2 separate regions of the Homo sapiens genome follow, and region 2 is linked to region 1. The links are chromatin contacts, found by Hi-C or POLR2A ChIA-PET in ENCODE. All regions are on one chromosome and are shown on one strand. Each heading gives the region's core, a stretch centred on a gene start or an enhancer-like site at or near the end of the contact. The rest is flanking DNA. Distances are from core to core; before and after follow the strand shown. Region 1 overlaps NCOR2 (nuclear receptor corepressor 2). Region 2 has its middle 120 kb from the start of NCOR2.

Region 1 (7,619 bases), core at 1,903-4,402:
TCAACTAAACCTTTTTCTATTATAAATTACCCTGTCTCGGGTATGTCTTTATTAGCGGTGTAAGAACAGACTAACACAGGGAGTGACTGATTAATGAGTATGGGGGTCTCCTTTTGGGGTGATGAGAATGATCTAGAACTAGACAGGTGACAGCTGCACAACATTGTAAATGTCCTACAAGCCAACGAGCTCTTCACTTTAATGTGGTTACTTTTTTGTGAACCGACCCTCAACTGAAAAAGAAGAGGCAAACCCGGATTGCCAAGAGCGCTTCCCCTGGTGCTGGGTTTCCCAGGACGGGGGCTGAGGGAGCCTGGCGGTCAGGCCTGCAGGTGCACTCCTGATGACTGTCCACCTTCCCACTCACCCAAAGCTGCAGGGAACAAAACAACAAACTAATACACCCCGCACAAGTTGCCAGGGGGCAGTGGGTACCTCTTACTCATCAGATGCCCCTGGTGTAAAACTTCAAGCTAGCGTGAAAGAGAAAAGTTTATTATGCAAAACTGAAGACAGAGAGGCAGAAAAGCCCCTGGGCTCCCCTGTGCCAGCTCCAGGAAAAAGCAGGGCCCAGCTTCACGCACTCCCAATACACCCCCTACTCCGGCCACAATGACAGGTTCTAGGACAGGCATGGGCCCACTCATGGTGAGGAGGAAAAGCAGTTTGGGGCTAGAAATGCGGAGAGGAGGAGGAAGAGTTCTCTCTTTTTGCTGGCCTTGAACCTGGAGGAAGGCCTGGAGTCACCGGCTTCCTTCCTGCTAACACACCAAGACCCTGTGAAAGATGGCAGAGCCAAGGGATGAAAAGGGACAGGGTCCTGAGGACATCGTGTCACCTAGATCAAGCTGTTACCTGAAGCTAACCAATGCTGGACTTCAGTTATGTGAGCCAGAATTCATGTTTATATTTGATAGGGGCTGTCTGTCCCCCTTAGGGATTTTCAGAGATAGTGCTATTTGTGACAATTCTAAAGTCCCCAAAACAAAGTTCGGTGAATTCCCAAGGAAGTCTCTGATGCCACAAAACTCCGGAGGCTGAAGAGCAGAGAAGCATCAGAAAACAGGAACACGGTGGGGCAGAGGGGGCACACACAGAAAAATCCCATCAAATTCCTGCCTCAGGCGCCCAGCTGAATTCCACACAGCAGATGCAGAAAACCTCTCAACTCGCTCTCCCAGGCATCTTCCCTTGCTCAGACTTTCCAAATCTCTTCACGGCCTGGAGCAATTACTGCGGCCAGGCTGGTCAGGCCCCAGCACCAAGCTCATCACACCTCCACCTTGTGGTCCAAGCAGAGAGGAGAGAGAGACAGACACAGAGACGAAGACAGACAGACAGATCGAGAAACAGAAATGGACATAGATGAAGACAGAAACAGAGACAGAAAGACAGAGACGTGGTGACAGACACACACAAACAGAAAGAGATAGAGATAGAGGGACACAAAGAGAAAGAGATGGAGAGGCAGAGACACAGACAGAGACAGACACAGAGACTAAGAGAGATCCCAGAGGGCGCACCACAGGCAGAGGCATTCCTGACAAGAAGAGGGAAAGCCAGGCAGGCAGAAAGAACCACAGAGCAACGGTAAGGGACGGAGACCCTCTAGAACCCACAGAGCAACGGTAAGGGATGGAGACCCTCCAGAACCCACAGGCCAGAGCGCACGGACGTGCTGGAGAGGCGGGCAGGCAGCAACTCACCCCTCGGGCCTGCTCTCTGCGCAGAGACAAAACGCGCACCTGGGGGACAACTGCCCACTCAGGGGTTGGTCACCCTCCAAGGCTGGGCCCTGAGCTGCCTGCGCACAAACACATGCACACACACGTGCACATGCACACACACGCACACACAAACACACGCACACATGCATATACACACATGCACACTCACGCACATGCACGGACACATGCACACACGTGCGCACACAAACACACATACACACGTGCAACACATGCACACTCACGCACACACACAAACACGCATGGACACACGCACGCACACACAGGTACATGCACGCACACAGGCACATGTGTGCACACACGCATACACACACACACACAAACACGCAGGGACACACACAGGCACATGCGCGCATACACACGCACATGCGCGCACACGCACACACACACCCGCACCCACACACAAACGCGCACACACACGCACGCGCGCGCGCATGCACACACACACCCTGGCCTGCTATCCATCCAGGCCCCACTTCAGGGGAGTTGTTCAAATGGAAACATCTCTCCCAGGAGGCTGAGCTAAAATTCTCTCCTGCCTTCTGTAACAACAAAACAAAACAAAAGAGGAGAAAGCAGATTCCAGTGCTAATGGGGGATGCCAGGCAGAGGGAGGAGGGCACCCCACCAGGGAGACCAGAGGGGAGACCCACAGCAGCAGGTCAACCTGGAGGCAGGCATGGGGTGCACTCCCAGCTGCCTGGGCCTGAATCCCGTTCCCCCACGTCCAGCTCGCTCAGCCTGGGGCCGTCTACAAAAGGGGGTCACAGACCCAGCCTCCTTGGGCTGGGAAGAGATCAGGGAATGACACTGGCTGGGCATGACTTGGCACGTGGCAGGCAGTCGGCGCTCACTTAATGGCACCCGCCATCACTGCAGCATTCTTACCACTGCGTGAATGCCTCCTGCGTGCCAGCCTCCTGATAAAGGAGGTGCCTCACCCTAGGGGTCAACCATTCAATCCAATCCGGCCGCACTGGGCAGAAAAGGGGACCCTGTAGGCCTGAGTGGCCACTTCCCTCCCCGGGGCTGTCTCCCAGTCCCCACCGCCCACCCCTACTCCCGCTGCAGGAGGAGGATGGCCTTTGCCCTGAGGCTGCTAAGGAGCTTAGGGTGCCCCAGGGCTGTGCAGGGAGGGGCCCGTGTCACAGCTGGCCGGGCACCAGGCTACAACAAGGATTAGGATGCCACCTGGCCACAGCCCCACCCTGGCCTGGGCAGTCAGACACAGCTGGGTGGCTGAGTGACCCTGGGGGACTGAAGCCTCTGGGGACACTGCCTGCGATTCCCCCACCAGCCCTGCCATCGGCATCCTCTGTGGAAGCTGGAGAGAGAACAAGCCTCCAGCCTGGTATGTCCTGAGCTTTACTGAAACCACAGCAAACTCCCACAGCAGCAAACCACAGGTGCTTAATCTGTGCACATCCTCACCACCGCCACCGTCTAGGTTCCACTTTCTGTTTCAAAGAGGAGTGAAATCAAAGGGCTGTGGAGGGCACTGGAGGCGTGGCAGGCCCCAGGCTGGACACACACGTGGGAGGTGTCGTTCTCCAGCCAAGAAATGGCCACGGGCCAAGCACCCCCAGGCGCCCTTGTCCGGCTGTGAGTTGTGAGTTCCTGCAAGGGCTGACTGGGCTCACAGGACCCTGGACTCCAGGCGAGTGGGGGAAGGAGGGGGAGCGGATGGGGGTAGGGGGTGGGGGAGCAAGGGAATGGGGGAGGTGAGTGGATGGGGGAGGGGCAAGGCCACTGGTGGGAGATGATGGCAGGCAGAACCCATGGGTGAGGGGCGGCTGGGAGGTGAGGGGGAGGGGCAGGTAATGAAGGCAAGGACAGATGGCCGCAGGCAGATGGGCTGGGTGGCGCTGGGTGGTGGCTGGGAGTGGCTCTGTGGTAGGGAGGTTGCCCCAGGGGATGAGCAGGGAGAGATGGCAGGAGCTGAGGAAGCAGGGGGTGAAGGGGAGTGAGCAGGACAGGGGGGCTGTTTGGGTGGAAAGAAAGAGAGGGAGGAAGAAGGAGGGAGGAAGGTGTAGAAGGAGAGAAGGAAGGGGAGGAAGGGCAGGAAGGATGTGCTGGAAGGGTTGGGCGTCGGGGCAGGGATGCTGGCTGGGGTACCCGAGGGGGCAGTGCCCGAGAGGAACTGGCATCGACACCAGTCCCAAGCCCAGACCCAAGTGCAGGCGGCCCAAGCCCCAGGCCACAGAGACCCCCTTCAAGGCCGGCAGGGCCCCTGTGGCTGAATCTCACACCCCAGGAGGACGTGGTGGGGCTGCAGCCTCAGCCATGAGTGGCCTCGAGAGTCCCCACAGGGCTAGCCACAGGTCTCCCCTGCCATGCAGGCCCTGGAGGGCAGCCAGGGCTGGAAGGAGCGAGGAAAGAGGAATGTGCCTGGGGGAGGGCGCTCCTGCGGAGGGCACAGCCGGTGCAAAGGTCCCCAGGTGGGAATGTGCCTGGCGTGTTTGAGGAACTCCAGGGTGGCCTGGGAGGCTGTACGTGAGCGGTTGAGAGGGCTGCTGCAGGGAGATGAGGTCAGGGAGGTGACGGGGCTGGATCACGCCGGACCTGCAGCCCATGGCAAGGATTTTGGCTTTTTCCTGCTTGAGACAGGAGCCATGGATGGTTTGGAGCACAGGGGGGAACACACAGGGGGATGCAGTCGTCTGCCTTTATAAGAGCCCTCTGGCTGCTGCTTGGAAGATAAACTGAAGGGAGTAGAGGGAGGCAGGAGCAGGGAGACCCAGGAGGAGGCTACTGCAAAGTTACTGGAGAGCAATGACGAGCTCAGGCCGGGGGTTGCCTCAGGTGTGGGCAGAAGGCTGGAATTGAGATATTTTAGGGCAGAGGTGTCAGGATTTGCTGATGGACTGGAAGTACGCAGGAGAGCAGGGAGGTGGCCAGGGTGGAGTCCCTGAGTGCCAACAAGAACACAGCTGCATCCGCCGGGGGAGGTTCCTGAGTGGGCTCTCAGGCGCATGTGGTCTGTTGGCTAGGAGTTCATTAACTGACCTCCACTTTCCTGTGACAACTTGGTGAGGCGGGGACTGCCCCAGTGGCAGGGAGGCCAAGCCAGCCAACGACCACACAGACACCCCAGCCCCTCCCTCCCCTGGCCCCAGAGGCAGCCCTGTGGGTATCTGGCAGGTGTGCAGGTGTCGGGGCCACAGCCACTCAGAGCAGGAGGGGAAGCCCAGCCATCCCAGCCCCAGGACGGCACCCCCACCTCCTGCCAGCCCAAGCCCACCCCAGGGATATCCCAGGTTCCACGCAGGTATCCTCTCTCCCCGAGAGAAGGCCGAGTCTGGCCCAGGTGGCCTGGCCCCGCAGCCAGACCACCACCCATGCCGGCTCACGGGTGCCAAATAGTTCCCACGCATGGGGCCCACAGCCGAGCCCTCTACCCACATGACCAGGTGACACCCTGCCCACAAGGTCCCAGATCAGTGAGGAAGAAATGGGGATCAGAGAGGCACAAAGGCAGCACAGCTGTGGAGGTGGGGGTGGTGGAAATCGCACCTGGGTCACCTGAGGGCAGATGGACGGAGGGCCCTGGGATAAGTGAGTGTGCCCAGGTGAGGCCTGGGCCCACCTGCAATGCCAGGCAGCCCCCCATGGAGATGCAGACGAGCCTGAAGTTGTCTGGCTCCCCTGCCCAAAGTGCATCCGTGGTCCCTCAGGCCTGGGTGGCTGCAGACTCAACCCACGCTAGCCCAGTGCCACACGGTGGCCCAAGGAGCAGCCAGACTGGGCAGTAGAAGGCGGCTTTGTCATTCTAGGGGTCCAGGCCATGTCCTAACCAAGCACCGCCCCTTTAGTGCTGAGCCAACTCTGTCTCATCTCACTTTGCGGGACTCTGGAGTCTCCCCTCCCTGACCCTTAAGAATCCAGAAGCCTCAGGTGCCTGGCAGAGCCCTGAGCTGTCCACCTCGCGGGCCGGGGTTCAAGGCCCAGGGGGCTGCCTGCTGTGCAGGGCTCGAGGCAGGGGTCACTGAGCCCCCTGTTCCAAGCAAGCATGGAACCAAACAACCCACCCTCGAGGAAGCTCTCAGAATGTGCTGAAAGCTGCCCACCGACCACAGGACGGTCCTGACCCCCATCGAATGGCAGCTCTCTGCTCCACGGCACCCCAGGCCCTCCCATCCCAGCTCTCCCCTCCCTCACGCCAGCTACCCCGTGACCACAAGCCTATTCCTGCCCCAGGGCCTTTGCACTTGCTGCTCTGCCCACCTGGAACACCTTCCCCACTTCTTCCCACACTCTGGCACCTCCAGAGACCCAGCGCCTGCCCTCTTCCTGCCACCCAGCTCTGTGCACCCGGTGCTTGGCCCACCTCCAAGCCTTTGCCCGAGCTGCCCCCTCCCTGCACCCCTACCCACCACCTCCCACCCAGCCCAACCAGCAGCAGAACCTCAAGCGGGAGAGGAGCTCCCAGCTGGGGGCCCAGGCTTACCTTGGTGAGGTCTTCAGATCCCGCAGGCTGGCCCGTGGCCAGCAGGGGTGACGGTCGCAGCAGGGGGTCAGGCAGCAGCTCTAGCCGAGGGCGCTTGCTTTCAATGAACTCCATCTCTGACTTCCCCAGCTCGGGCAGGTATGAGTGGGACTCTGGCCGCAGGTGGAGCTCCTGGGACCTGCAGGAGGTGAGGCATCCAACGTCACATAGGAGATTGCGGCTCTGAGAACTCCCGAGGCCCCGACCACCCTCTGCGCCGAGCATCTACTGCGCGCCGTGCTCTGTATGATCCTGCCAGGAAGGTGCTCACAGGAGCCCACCTCCCACGGTCCCACAGCAGGGCAGGACTCCAATGCAGCGCTGCCTTCCTTCAGGTCCACATTCACCGAGGACATTTACAGGGAGGGAGTGTGCTACGGTGGCACTGGAACACCCCAGAGTGACTGCCCCTCCCTTGCTACGGACCACCCCACCGTCCCCACCTGGGGCTGGCTACAATGCAGAATCTCCAGTACCATCTGAGGCCTACTGAGTCAGACTCGGCATTTTAACAAGATCATTGGGTGGTTCACAGGCACAGTCCATCCGGGAAACGCTGTGAGCCTAACACAGATAACAGCACCCGTGATGCCATTTCCCTCTCACCCACGCAGGGCAGACATCGCTGGCCGATCGCAGAACTCTTGCTGCTGAACCTGGCCTAACCACCTTCTCAACTCAGCCTAGCAGCCTGGTGCAGAGACTGGAGCTGCCCAGTTTCCCCAGCGACTGGCTCTCCTGAACCCTCCTCCGCAGTGTGCCTAGAGAGGGCATGGCCTTGCCTAACTAAGCACACCCCACGGAGCTGGGACTCCTGGCCTCCACCTCTGAGGCTCCAACCATCACCCACCAGAAAGAGCCTGAATATGGGCCTTGCTGAAATGCTTTTCCCAGAGGCTAAGCAGGGAATCCACAGCTGTTCCCCTCCTGCACAAGCCCTGCCTGGCCTGGCCCTCGCTGTCCCGCCACTGCACTCCTGCCCCAGGGCCTTTGCACCTGCTGGGCTCTGCCTGGAGCACTGAGACCTCAGGCCCTCCATGTGAGCTCCTCCCCTTCCTGTCATGGTGCAGATGGCGCCTCCTTGTCCCAGGCCAGACCACACTACACCCGCCTGTCTGCTCTCTCTCCACTGCCCTCCCACGCGCTTGGTGACAACAGGTGTTTCCTGGCCACCTCCCCCACCCATGAATGAACGCAGGGTGGTTCACCTGTCTTGTTCATGGCTGTCCCCAGGTACTGGCGCACAGTAGGTGTTCAATCAGTGCCTGTAGACTGACTGAATGCTGCCCACTGCAGCACGGGCTGGGGCCGTGTTGCTGGCCCCCCCGGGGAGCGGGGCAGCCACCCCTCTGTGCTCACCTCCCTGGAGGGCCCTCAAGTCCTTGTCC
Region 2 (7,619 bases), core at 1,916-4,415, 210 kb after region 1:
ATTCACAAAGCAACCCTCTGCACACCACAGTTTGCTCCAGTCTCCAAAGCAAGTCCTACTCAGAGTCTCCCCCGAGCAGACGAAGAGAAGCCAGACCTCTCTCCACTTCAGGCAGTGGATGCTTTTTGGGGGCTGGCATAAAGGGAGTAAGGAGGGCATGAGTTTTCACAAAGTCAAAATGAAACTGCTAACAACACGGCTCTGTCTCCCAAGAGTGACTCACCCAGTGAAAACCAGAATATTGTTCCGAGTGTCAAAATCTGCAGAACAGCCTCCAGGATTTGGGTCTTATCCAGCTTAAATGAGCCAAAACACTCCTGCATCTTCCTGGGGTTCCTGGTGAAGGGCGTGTTGTCTTTTCCCTTTAGCCCTTGTTTTGGAAAGCTCTGAAGAGGCACCCAGGAGGTCAGCAGACAGCAGCCTAGCCGCTTCCTTCTCCAGGACAGCATTCGGGCAGCTTTGAAATGCCTCCCAGCGCTCGCCTTCTGCAATCCCCAAACTTATGCTGCTGGCATGCTGGCTGCCACAGAGCGCAGAGAACACCAGGACCCCGGTGGGAGGCAGAAAAAATATTCCTTAGGAGAATCATCACCCCACCTCGCGCTGGAGGGCCAGGCACGGCAGAGTTTATCATCATCAGGAGCGAGTTAACTTCGAACAGGGGAGAAATGCTTTTAGAGTAATTGTATTAGCCCTGGATTCCAGAATGCCTTTTCCATTCTTTTAAGGAACATTCTGTGCATCCTTGTGCCCTCCGTAGAGCAGGGGGAGACTGACGGGTTTGTAGGTGGAGAAAAACGTGAGACATTTTTAGCTCCCGGTTTTATTCATGAGAAAATTTGCCAGGTGATCCTGGAGCGTGACAGCTTGTCTTGTGGAGTTTGCCAGGGCGCCATGGTGCTCCTGGGTATACTCTGGGTGCATACGTGAATCCACAGTGAGCCACATGCAAATCAGGACAATTGGACCAGGGTCAGTCTTCAGCCCTGATGGGGACTGAGAGAACAGGGAGGGGAATGACAGCAGCTAACGCTTATCTAGTGCTTCCTGTGGGCTGGACGAGATCCTGAGCACTTTGCGTGTATTAACATTTAACTCGGATAATGACCCAACAAGGGAAGTACTAATATGATCTCCATTTAAGAGACAGGGAAGGCGAGGCGCAGAAAGGTTAAGTAACTTGCCCAAGGTCACACAGCTAGAAAATTGCCCGCCTAGGGCAATTTCACCCCAGCTCCGTGGCAGTGAAAAGATTGCAGTCGTGATAGTCAGGATGACATCACTCCCTATCCTTGCCTGATGAGTCCCCGTGGGGGATCTTGGAAGGCTTCTTACAGGAAGTGGAGACAGACTCCAAGGTGAGGTTTTCCTTGAAGGAAGCGTGGGATTCTAACTGGCAACTGGGGCAGAAACAGCATTCAGTGTGGCAGGATGGGCGGGTGCGGAGGCTGGGAGGAGGGAAAGGGGCTGCTGGTGAGAAAACTGTGGAGCCAGAACTTGGTGTGGGTGAAAACCCAGGCATACAGTCAGTGCTCAATAAATGGCAGCTTGGACATTAATTGGAGGCCAGGAGGCAGTATCTTGGCTGCTGCTTCCTGGCTGGGGTCCAGCATCCAGCATCCTCAGTGATTCCTGGGAGCCACGGCCCAGCTCCAGGGCAGGGTCCTGATTGGTCCAAGGTGATCACGCCCCTAACCAGAGATTGGGCTAGTCATGGTCATGTGACACAGTTTGACCAACTGCTGGCAAGAATCTAGGAATGCTTTTTCTCACCCTCAAAAAGCCGCTCTCTATCCAAGAAGGCCCTTGTGTGAGTTAGCTATTGCTGCATAACAAAATGCCCCCACACTTAGCCTCTGGGAACAGTGATGTATTTTCTCAGCTTCTGTGGGTCTGGAATCTCGGGGGCACTTACTGGGAGGTTCTGGCGCAGGGTCTCCCTTGAGGTCTCCAGCAGTGGAAAGGTCAGCTCTGGTTGCCGTCATCTGAAGGCTCCTGTTCAGGCTTTCTCCCTCCATCTGAAAGGCTTCCGAGGTCGGCTTGCCCAGTCCCAGCCTGCTGGGCACAGAACCTTGGCTTTTTCCTGATACAAGAGTTCCAGCTCAAACATCACCTCCTCTGAGAAGCTTTCCAAGATCACCTTATAAAAAGTGGCCCCTCCCTGTCCTGCCAGTGAGTCTGCATCCTGTCCCCACATGCCTTACTGCCTCCGGGCCTGAGGTTCTCTCTCTACTGTTTGCCATTTTTCCCCCTCCTTTTATAATTTACGTCTCTGTTGGTCTCCCTACCCCCTCACTAAAATGTACATTCCTGACAGTCCAGACCGTTGCCTGTTTTGTCGTCTGCTAGATTTCCCAGAGTTTAGCATAGTGCCTATAAGTAGTAGGTGCTCAATTAAAGATACGTCTATATTGAATGAATGCATGAATGAATAATTGAATGAGTGGATATTCAGCAGCTGTAGAAGTGGTCTAGGACATCAGGCAACACCAAAGAACCAAGGAAGAGGTTAATAACTCTCTGACACTGTGTGTGTCTGTGTGTGTGTGTGTGTGTTTGTGTGTGTATCTTTCTCTCTCCTGTCTCTTCCTCTCTCTACCCCCCATCTCTCTATCTCTCCTGTTTCTTTCTGTCTCTCCCCGACACCCCCTGCCATCAGGCTTCCTGCCGCAACACACACACCCTCTTCCTCCAGCTGCCTGCATCCAGGTCCCCTCCCTAAGTTTCACTTTCAAAGCCCCCAGATTCAACCTTCTCTGCTTTGCTTCCAAACTGGCTTCTCCAGCCTCAACCCCACCTCCATCCTGTGCCTGCCAGCTCTGGGAGGTCACCTACAGAACAAAAATGACACGGGATTGGGAGTCAGGCAGATCTGGCCTGTGTTGAGGCCTTCCCAGCCATATGACCTCAGGGAAGTCACCTCCTGTTCTGAGCCCCAGTTTCCTCATCTGTACAATGGCGCAGTGAGACCACTCAAAGTAAAGAGCGCATCGCCTCCCTGAACATGGGGTTACTTTAGGGATAGAGGGACAACGAGGTTGCCCGTGACAATCCCCCCACCTCCCATCCCCCGGAAGCCCACAGTGACTTCAGTTCTCTCAAGTTTGCCCGGGCAGCCGCCCCTCCTCTGCAGCTGCTCCCCAGAGAGTGTGAATGCTTAAACGGCCAATATTTTCCCCGGCTCAGCACAAAGCACCGTCATTGCAGGGCAGCCAGGAAGGGCTGTTAGCTTGATTGGGTTCTTTTTCATCTCCACATCAGCTGTTAAGCGGCTCAGCTCATGCAGGGGAAACTGCTTCTCGACTGCCCAGTGCTGGCGTGGGGCTTGGAGGAGTTGTTAAGAAACAGCAAGAATGTGGCCCCATTGCACACCCTCCAGAGGCCAGACTCTTGAAGCACCCCCTCTCCCAGCTCAAAGCCAGCAATAGCTCTGTATTTCCACCCCAGGCATCGATCCAGAGCCCCCTCCTCCTCCCCCTATGTGCTGATGGGTTCCCCCAACAGGACCCCCCCCCCCATTTCCTCCCAGATCTCTCCTTTCTATTTGAGGAAGAGAATTTTTTTTCCAAAGTCCTCCTGATGTGCTGGAGGTAGGGGAACAGTTACTTTCAAACACACTGGTAACTGCGTCTGCTTCCTAAGGGAAGTGACATAACTCATTCCAATGGGAACATGAATTCCTACATCATCCCCCTCTAATAACAACAAATATAACAAGACAGGTATGGTGCTGAGTGTTTTCCACAAATGCACTCAAGTAAGCCTCAGGGCAACCCTAAGAAAAAGGTATTAGCTGCATTCCCATTTTATAGACCAGGTTACAGAGGCACAGAGAGGGTAAGTAACGTGCTTGAGGTCACACAGCCAATGAAGGGAGGGGCTGCCGTTGGAACTCAGACCTTCTGGCTCCCTGAGCCTGCTCACAAAGGGGAAGGGAAAGGTGGACAAGGCCCGAAGCCAGTTCCTCTGTGAGGCCAGGGCATGCCGAAGGAATAGGGGCCATCTCCTCAGCAGGACACCATAATGAGGCTTTGGAGATGTGAGGGGAGCCCAAGCTTGGGAGGGGCCTGGATAGGAAAGTCTGGGAGCTAGAGTTTCCTGGAGAGGCTGAGAGGAAGAGACTGGAAAACAGGGAAGTTGGAGAATCTCAAAAAAAAAAAAAAAAAAAGTGGAGCAGCGTGGTGCTGTGAAACCACTCCATTCTCCCCAAATTTTAACAAAGTTTGATGCACCCAGAAATAATCCAGGCTAGGGGTAGGGGATGGGAAAGAGGAATCACAGAGAGGTGGGTAGCCAGAGATAAAAACCCAACTTTTAGAATTTTATCATTTTGGGCCGGGCATGGTGGCTCACACCTGTAATCCCAGCACTTTGGGAGGCCAGGCAGGTGGATCACCTGAGGTCAGGAGTTCGAGACCAGCCTGGCCAGCATGGTGAAACTGCGTCTCTACTAAAAATACAAAAATTAGCTGGGCATGGCGGCACACAGCTGTAATTCCAGCTACTTGGGAGGCTGAGGCATGAGGATCGCTTGAACCCGGGAGGAGGCAGAGGCTGCAGTGAGCTGAGATCACACCATTGCACTCCAGCCTGGGTGGCAGAGCAAGACTCCATCTCAAAAAAAAAAAAAAAAAAAAAAAAGAATTTTATCATTTTGTGTAACTAAAAAGTCTAGGGGGTACTTCAGGCATGGCTTGATTCGGGGGCTCAACAAACACCATCAGTCCTTCTGTATCTTGGTGCTGCTTTCCTCTAGACTGGGTTGTCTCTCAGGCAGGTCTGGGCACATCCCACCAGCATAGCAACTCTGCAAAGAGAGACCTTCTTTCCCAAGTGGTTCCAGCAAAAGTCTCAGGGAAGGTTCTTATTGGCCTGACCTGGTCACAGGGACTATCCCTGAACCAATTGCCATGGTAATGGGGCAGAGTCTGCCCCACCCAAACTACATGGGTGAAGAGAAGGAAAGGATTCTTCCCCAAAGGAACATGCAAGGGGACTTTCCTCCTAGAAGGAAACAGTCTGGACAGGGAGGGCCGCAGATGTCTGCTGCAGGGCTGAGTTCCCTGTCTGGGGCCATGAGGTGAGGAGAAGGGAGGAAAGCATAGTCGTAGCACAGACTCCACCAGTGAGGCTGGGAAGTTCCGAGCCAGAGCTCAACAACCAGATGCACTGCCCTGGCTGTCCACACTCACCTGTAACTACACAGAAATCCTGCCAGGGGCACTTGGCTGTCTGCAGAATGGGCGAGAAGAGAGATGCCTAGAAAATAGAGGACAGAGAGGTTGAACAGTAACCTGCCTCAACTTCTCTTTCTGTAAGATGGGTTCAAAAACAGCACCGAGCTCACAGGGCTGTGAAGAGGAAAGGGGTTGATAGCTATGAAGTGCTCAGGACGGTGGCATAGGAAACACGCAATGGACATCTAATTCTTTGCCAACGTGGCCACACAGAACTGCCGTGATCCCACTGCCGCACCTGGGCCTAGGCCTTTTCCTCTGCCACCTTCTCAATCACATCTGGTCCTCCTCCGTGAAGCCTTCCTGGAATTCCCAGTGCGCTCTGGCCAGACCCCTGGAGCCCCACAGCCCTGGGTGTGAGCCCTGGCTCTGCTCCTCCACCCTGAGAAGGTGCCTTCACCTCTGTGAGCCAGCTTTCTCTTCTGGAAAATGTGGATAATTAAAAGCACCTAGGAGGGTACTAGTGCACTCCGAGCAACACCGAGAGGCTGTGGTTTCTCTGGAGCTGGGGTCCCCTTCCTGGCATCTCTCAGTGCCTTGGGGAAACCCTGTCTATGATGCCGAAAGACTCAGATTGTAGTACTCAAGATTCAGAGTGGGCCCAAGGTCTCCCCCAATAGGCTGTGTGACATTGAGTAAGTCACTTTCCCTCTCTGAGCCTCAGTTTCCCCGTGGTAATCCCTTCCTCACAGAGCAGTTTGGAAGCTGGCAGGAGCCTCTGATGCAGTGCCTGAGACAGGCAGATATTCCATCAATGGGCATTCTCTCTTCCCCTAGCTACCGGCACAAATGACACCTTCTCTGAGCAGTCTTCCCTGATTGCCCAGCTGCAGTGAACCCTTGGCATGGTCTCTTGCCTGCACGGTGAACTCCTTGGAAGTTCAGATCAGGCTGCTAGTGCCTTTAGGGTCTCCAGGACCTGGTGCATGTCCCTGTTAATAGTATTCTGGAGATTTTGAGATTGATGACAATGATAATGACAATTTTTAAAATGTCATTTGAGACCTCCTGGGTCTCCTTAATCTTTCTCCTGCTTTAATTTTAGTTTAACTTGACTTGAAGTTGTCTTCAGATCCTCTTTTGCAAGGATGCAAGTATAAACAAAGTCATAAATCCTGCATCTGCTCAGAGCCAGCTCTGACAGGCAAGCCTCTGTGTGCCAGTCTGGAGTGGAATCTCGCCTTCAATGATGACCCTTCAGTTCAAGCAGGGTTTCATGGCCTGTGAGGCTGTTGGCAGTGGGACACACAGATGACCACTTCTTGTCATAGTTGTGTGTTTATTTTAACTAGAAATTGCATTTGGCTGCATATATCAGAAAACCCAAATAACAGTGGCTTACCCAAATAAGAGGTTTCTGTTTCCCTCTTAACAAGACATCTGGAGGTGGCCTGTTCAAGGCTGGGAAGGTAGCCCCATCACTCCATGAATACCCAGGCCCTTTTCTACCCCTTTAATCCTCATAGTCACCTATGGTCACAAAGTGGCTGCTGTACCTCCAGCATTGCATCTAGATTCCAGGCAGGAAGAGAAAAAAGAGAATAGGGCAAAAGACCTGCACTAGCTTCCTGCACTGCCACCCACCCACTTTCACCTTTTAAAGAGCTTTTATGGAAGCCCCACCCAAGGACATCCACTTACATCTTATTGGCCAGAGCTGTGTCGTGGAGCAACCCCTACTTGCAGAGGAAGCTAGAAAAGGTGGGATTCAAACTATCTTGAACAAAATTAGGGTTTTATTAGTGAGGAAGGTGGGGGCAGAGTGGGTGTTGGGAAGGCATCCGGTAGCACGGACCACACATAATCCAAACCTTTGATTTTGCTGGAATTCTTACTTAGACCAGTGGTTCTCACACTTGAGAATGTGTGCAAATCTCTTAGGGGGCTTATGAGAACACAGGGAGCTTCCCCCCGACATCAGAATGCCTGATTCAGTGAGTCCAGGGTGGGCCTGAGTTTACATCTCTAACAAGCTCCCAGGTGATGCTGAGGTTACTGGTGTGGCACCACACTTTGAGAATTGCTGGCTCTCACGGCTCAAGTTGGTACTTGAGTAAAAGCATGTGAGTTGATTTTAGAAGAAGAAAACAGTAGTTTAGATGCATTATCAGTTAGGATCCCACTAGAAAACAGAGGAGGGTATGCTGACACAGGAAATGGAGAAGCGCTAACTAATCAATTATCTGCAAAGGTGTGAGCAGGGGGTAGAGAAGCCCTTCCCCTCCAGTAGCAACAGTGAGGAGCTATCACCACACCTGAAGGTAAGTTACCAGAACCTGAAGAGGGTGGCTGTAAGAGAGGACCACCCCATAGGAGCCCTATCCTTTGTTGGAGGGATGCAGCCAACCTGGGACATTGCAGAGAGGAACTGGGGCTGTAAAC

The links. Hi-C counts contacts between places; a loop is a spot of excess contacts on that map. ChIA-PET counts read pairs that join two places held with the same protein, here RNA polymerase II (POLR2A). Pooled maps may share reads with other maps.
Region 2: a map with no recorded cell type shows a loop between it and region 1 (2.2-fold over the local background). The contact joins two enhancer-like sites. A Hi-C loop is called at or near these places in 1 of 168 maps with a recorded cell type or tissue (endothelial cell of hepatic sinusoid), 4 of 37 single-sample maps with no recorded cell type and 4 of 50 pooled maps. POLR2A ChIA-PET finds 5 or more read pairs at or near these places in 2 of 52 experiments (Caco-2 and activated CD4-positive, alpha-beta T cell).

Annotation. Positions count from the first base shown.
Region 1 is chr12:124,477,404-124,485,022 of GRCh38, forward strand. It overlaps NCOR2 (nuclear receptor corepressor 2), which reads right to left. Exons shown (of 49, transcript NM_006312.6): 5 at 6,193-6,370. Among named protein-coding and RNA genes, the nearest start is that of NCOR2, 86 kb to the right of the region's middle. RefSeq lists enhancers at 1,449-1,958, 2,468-2,977, 2,978-3,485, 4,567-4,756, 4,767-4,856. Within about 2 kb of position 3,153, at least 16 of the 41 ENCODE cell types and tissues checked have a DNase peak (open chromatin) inside an H3K27ac peak, as active enhancers do.
Region 2 is chr12:124,684,911-124,692,529 of GRCh38, forward strand. No RefSeq gene overlaps it. Among named protein-coding and RNA genes, the nearest start is that of NCOR2, 120 kb to the left of the region's middle. RefSeq lists enhancers at 1-442, 443-985, 3,025-3,746. Within about 2 kb of position 3,166, at least 12 of the 41 ENCODE cell types and tissues checked have a DNase peak (open chromatin) inside an H3K27ac peak, as active enhancers do.